Linked DNA regions of Mus musculus: region 2 is linked to region 1. A link is a loop called in an ENCODE intact Hi-C map of the cell type or tissue named here. Cell type or tissue: left cerebral cortex. All regions are shown on one strand. Each heading gives the region's core, and the rest is flanking DNA. Links, peaks and the distances in the headings are about the cores only. Region 1 has its middle 7.0 kb from the start of Gm37120. Region 2 has its middle 21 kb from the start of Elk4.

What was found. Peaks named below come from ENCODE experiments on the same cell type or tissue, not always from the same donor. Only the 100,000 strongest peaks of a DNase experiment are listed, where the experiment ranks them.
Region 2: a loop joins it to region 1, with 5 times the contacts of the local background. A loop is called at or near these places in 38 of 42 quality-filtered maps.

Annotation. Positions count from the first base shown.
Region 1 is chr1:132,108,148-132,111,061 of GRCm38, forward strand. No RefSeq gene overlaps it. Among named protein-coding and RNA genes, the nearest start is that of Gm37120, 7.0 kb to the left of the region's middle. In left cerebral cortex, for the core only: CTCF peaks have their summits at 413 (motif pointing left) and 1,480 (motif pointing left); no DNase peak of the experiment used is centred there.
Region 2 is chr1:131,984,752-131,987,665 of GRCm38, forward strand. No RefSeq gene overlaps it. Among named protein-coding and RNA genes, the nearest start is that of Elk4, 21 kb to the right of the region's middle. In left cerebral cortex, for the core only: no CTCF peak of the experiment used is centred there; a DNase peak (open chromatin) is centred at 1,329; H3K4me3 peaks cover 52 bases.

The DNA of each region.
Region 1 (2,914 bases), core at 113-2,612:
TCATGGAGCTAAAGGAACAGAGGCAGCTGCACTGTGAACCATGTTGTCAGAAAGATACCGAGGAAGGAGATAAAGAGATTTAGGGAGTGATGGTCCCAGGAGATCCCACCTAGCTAAGTTTTTTATGCTTACAAAGGCAGGCAGATTCTTGAGTTCAAGGTTGACCCGGGACAGAGCAAGGGTAGGCACAGGCAAGGTAGAAATGGTAATTTCAGGGCAGGGTCCCACTCAGCCAGTTTATCCTCTGTGCTTAACTGAGGCAGGCAGAGCTCTGAATTCTTTTGCAATGTTTAAAAAAAAAAAAAAGTGGGTTGGAGAGATGGCTCAGTGGTTAAGAGCACCGACTGATCTTTGAACAAAGTTCTTGAGTTCAAATCCCAACAACCACATGGTGGCTTACAACCATCTGTAATGAGATCTGACGCCCTCTTCTGGTGCATCTGAAGACAGATACAGTGTACTAATAAATAAATCTTAAAAAAAAATGCTTGCTGTCTCCTAAGAATGAAGGGGCTGGGTCATGGGATGCTGATTCATAGGATGATCAAAAAGGGGACCTGGAGTAAATGACTGGATTGATATGTAAAATAAAGGACTGGGGTTATGGTCTGCAAAAGATGAGTTATCCAGAACATTTATTTATTTATTTTTTAGAATAGCAAGAGAGAATTGCTTGCAGAACTGTCTCAAGAAGAAAACAGAGAGGGAGAGCCATCTGGAGACCACCAGAGAGAACGCAGATCAGAGAAAAAGCGGCCTGGAAAGCTGTCTGGAGCAGAACATAGACCTCCAGCTCAGACCCATGATTTGTTTCTGCTGCTCCCAGACATCCCTTTTCTCAGAACCCCTCTCTAAGCTGAGCCTGGTCCCTGGCATGAAACTTTTATTTTATAAGAACTCATATATAAGAGATTGCTTGGGTCTCAGTGAAGTTTGAACTTTTAAAAGGAGAGACGACTCATAGGTTAGGAACACTGACTGCTCTTCCAGAGGTCCTAAGTTTAATTTCCAGCAACCACATGGTGGCCCAAGACCATCTATAAAGAAACCTGTCAGATGCAGATATTTACACCCAACCAATGGACAGAAGCTGGTGACCCCTGTGGTTGAATTAGGGAAAGGCTGGAAGAAGCTGAGGAGGGGGGCGACCCTGTAGGAAGACCAGCAGTCTCAATTAACCTGTACCCCCTAGATCTCTCAGACACTGGACCACCAACCAGGCAGCAAACACCAACTGATATGAGGCCCCCAACACATATACAGTAGAGGACTGCCTTGTCTGGGTTCAGTCAGAGAAGATGCACCTAACTCTCAAGAGACTGGAGGCCCCAGGGAGTGGGGAGGTCTAGTCGGGTGGGGAGGAGGTATGGGATGTGGAACCAGAGGGTGAACCAGGAAGGGGATTTAAAAAAAAAAAAAGGTTGAATAAAAATTTTTTTAAAAGAAAGAAATATGATGCCCTCTTCTGGCATTTAAGTGTACATGCAGATAGGGCACATATATTTAAAAAATGTTAAAATTATTAAAGACTAGGGTCTTTTGAAGTTGGATTAAGTGGTGGGGGAGACGTTATATTATAAAATGGTCCTGAGATTATGGAAGGTTATGACATAAGTGATGTGTCTGAGTGCCAACTTGACAAAGGGCAGGCTTGTGGTGGTATGGTGAGCCTGGCATGACCTGGGAGACAAACCTCCAGGCACACCTGCAATGCCTGCTTAGCCTCTGGGCCGGCCTGAGAGTGACTGATGGGTTAACTAATTAAGGAGGGGGGAGCCATCCTAAAAGTGGGTGCTGAACCGGATAAGAAAGCGAGTTTGGGAGGGGTGCAAGCACTCATCAAGCTCTGCTTCCTGCTTGGGGATGTGACATGACCAGTCACCTCAACCTCCCACCACCTCGGTTTTCCTGCTGTGAGGGACTGTACCTCTGTGAGCTGTTGCTGTGTCTCCCCTGAGTTACTTCTGTCAGGATATTTTATTATAGCGACAGGAAAAGGAGCTAAAACAGGGTGTGCGATGCCACAGAGTGGCAGGGGAAGAAGGCCAAAGAGAAGGCAAGAACAGATCTAATATGGAGGGAAGTGGCCAGTGGTGTCACATCTCATCACTGTACCAGTGCACCCTGGCCTGTCTGTCTGATGAGGAAAGTTGGCGCACTCATCTAGAGCTAGCCAGCGAGGAGCACCAGCAATGTCACCAGCTACTGTCATAACAGGTGGAGCAGGAGCAGGTCCTGCTGCCCCTTTAGGCTGGTGAGGGGTGGTAGGGTTGGGAAGAGAAGGGAGGGATGGATGGAGCCACTTGTTGGAGCAGGGGACAGTGGCCTTCTGGCACTGTTGGGCTTGTTCGGCTCCAGCCTCTGTGTCATGCGCAGTTTCAGGCCCATGGTCTTCAGGACTTCTGCTGGAATATTCTACTCCTGGCTTCCATCCAGCTCTCCCCTTACCTACCTACTTACCCTGACTCTATCAGAGACCTCTGACCAAACCAGCATGCCCACCCCTGCCTTCACATCTCCTGGTGCAGCCTTAGCTCATCTTCTTGAACTTCTGGCCCTGTGTTCAGCTGGGCAAAGCTCATTTGTTTCCCTTCTAGCTTTCTGCAGTATAGAGAGCCAAGCACACAGTACCTGACAAAAATCTGTTTGAAGAAGGCCACCTTGACCTGAAGGCCTGAGCTTTCAGAAGCAAGAAGGAGTGTCTTGTACCTGACCTGTCCTGGCTCCCTGCACAGGGCCAGGCACAAAGGCTGTGACCAATGTCTAAGTTGATGATTTGGTCTATACAGAGGGGTTCAGAGGGGGGGTTCTGGAGTCCCAAATTGGAAGCAAGTGTCCAAACAAAGGTGAAGAAAAATGGACCACAAGCAGCCAAACTGCTCTGAGGGAGGGAGAAAGGAGTTTGTCAGGCATC
Region 2 (2,914 bases), core at 293-2,792, 120 kb before region 1:
TCCTCCCGCACCCCCATAGGCTGCCAATAAGATAGAGGCTTGGCTAGACTCAGGGTTTATTTTGGTAAGACTGTATCACAGGTGGTCCTTTCTGTAAGCATCCTTCATAGGTATAAAATGTCTTCCTGCCCTATGTTTTGTTTTTCTGGTGTGTGTGTGTGTGTGTTTAGAGTTTCCCACCAACCTTCCATCTAAGCCACTGGAGATTATTGCCAAGGTCTCCTCCCCTCCCCTCCCCTCCCCTCCCTTTCCTTTCCCTTTTCTTTTTTTTTTTTTTTTTTTTTTAAAGATTTATTTATTACATGTGAGTACACTGTAGCTGTCTTCAGACACACCAGAAGAGGGCATCAGATCTCTTTACGGATGGTTGTGAGCCACCATGTGGTTGCTGGGATTTGAACTCTGGACCTTTGGAAGAGCAGTCGGGTGCTCTTACCCACTGAGCCATCTCACCAGCCCCCACCTTTCCCTTTTCTTTCTTTCTAAGATTTGTTTGTTTTATGTATATGAGTACACTGTCTCTATCCTCAGACACCCCAAAGAGGTTTTCAGGTTTCATTACAGATGGTTGTGAGCCACCATGTGGTTGCTGGGAGTTGAACTCAGGTCCTCTGGAAGAGCAGTCAGTGCTCTTAACCACTGAGCCATCTCTCCAACTTCAAGGGTCTCGTTTCTTCAGATGTGAAATTACACCCTTCAACCTCTCTCAGTGTCTGTCTCTATTTTTCACTCTTATATTTTGTCCCCCCCCCCTTCTCTCTATAGCCCTGACTGGCCAGGATCGTGCTCCATAAACCAGCTCAAAGATCCATCTGCCGCTGCCTCCTTAGTGCTGGGATTGAAGGGGTGTGCTACCACTGCCTGGCATATCTCTAAAAGAGAGAATCTTTTTTTTTTTTTTAACTTGTTTATTTATTATATGTAAGTACACTGTAGTTGTCTTCAGACACCCCAGAAGAGAGTGTCAGATCTCATTACAGATGGTTGTGAGCCACCATGTGGTTGCTGGGATTTGAACTCAGGACCTTTGGAAGAGCAGTCAGTGCTCTTAACCGCTGAGCCATCTCACCAGCCCAAGAATCTTTTTGAAAACTCACTTAAGGTCTGGAGAAATGGCCCAGAGGTTAGGCAAGCACCCTTGCTGCTCTTGTAGAGGACTGATGCTCTGCTCCCAGGATGCACACAAGGTGGCTAACGGCCACCTGTAACTCCAGTTTCCTATTTCTGGCTTCTGTGGGCACTGCATGGGAACATACAGAAAAGCAGACATACATATATACGTATATAAAAACAATTTTAAAAAACATCACATAGAGGGTTGGCATAGTAACAGCCTTCAGTTCCAGCATGTGGGAGGCAGAAGCAGGCAGACCTCTGTCAGTTATTGGCCAGCCAGGACTACATAAAGAGACCCTGCCTGAAAAAATCCAAGCTGGGCATGATGTATACACCTCTAGTCTGAGTTTGAGGCCAGCCTGGTCTACAGATGGAGTTCCAGGACAGCCAGGACTACATAGAGAAACTATCTTACCCCACCCCAATAAACAAACAAACAAACGAATATATAAATACATAAACAGATACTATTTCCTTTATCAAATAATAACTAATATAAGCAAATATCTAGCCACTGTATTTTCTTTTTCTTTTATCTTCTTCTTCTTTTTTTTTTTTTTTTTTTTTTTTTTTTTGGTTTTTTGAGACAGGGTTTCTCTGTGTAGCCCTGGCTGTCCTGGAACTTACTTTGTAGACCAGGCTGGCCTCGAACTGAGAAATCTGCCTGTGTCTGCCTCCCAAGTGCTGGGATTAAAGGCATGCACCACCACTGCCCGGCGTATTTTCTTGTATTATAAAATGTGTGTGTGTGTGTGTGTGTATACACATTGTATACACATTGGTGTGTAGGTGCTAATGTCCATAGTTTGACATGAAGAGGCCAGAGCAGCACATCAGCTGTTGTCCACTAGAATTCTCATTCTCTGCCTTACTGCCTTCAAGTAGGGTCTTTTGTTTATTTGTTTGACTTTTCCAGACAGGTTCTCAGCTGCCCCCCCTCCCAAACCCTGTTTTGTTTTGTTTTGTTTTTTGAGGCAGGTTTTCTCTGTACAGGTGACTGTTAGGAACTTACTCTATAGACCAGGCTGGTCTTAAACTCAGAGATCAGCTTGCCTCTAACTCCTGAGGCGTGCGCCACCACCGCCTGGCTCAAGTAGGGTCTTTCATTGAACCTGAATCTCATGACTTTGCTTAGTTTGGTTGGCCACTGAACTCCTGGCATCTGTCTGGCTTCACTTCCCAATGCTGGACTGACAAGCACAAGCAGGCAGCCATGCCTGGCTTTTTATGTGGGTGCCAGGGATTTGAACTCAGGACCTCATGCTTACAGAACAAGTGCTCTTAGCCACTGAGCCATCTCCCTAGCCCTGGAGAAAATTTATATATTTTTATTTTGTGCTAGGGCATAAGTAAATCTCATATTTTGCAATGGGTTCTGTTTCTTAAGTCTCACAATTCATAGTTTAGGCTGTTTTGTTTTTCTTTGAAATCTGGTAAATAAACGGGGAGGCTTATGCTGGAGATGTCTGCGCTCCCATAGTGTCTCATACTTTCATTTGTTTTTGAGACAGAGTCTCAGACTTTGAATTATATTTTACATTTATTAATTTTGTGTAAGTGGGGGAGGTATGTTCTAGGACAATCTGTGGGGATTGCCTCAGTACTCCTATCCTTGGGTCATCAGGCTTAGCACCGGGCACTCTCACTGACTGAGCCATTTCGCCAGCCCAACCATGAATTCCTGATCCTCTTGATCCTCTCTTCCACCTCGTGAATGCTGAGATTGCGGACGTTCGTCACCAGGGCTGCTCACACGGTCCCGGAGCTTTGTATGTGCCAGGCAAACATGCCAGCTCCT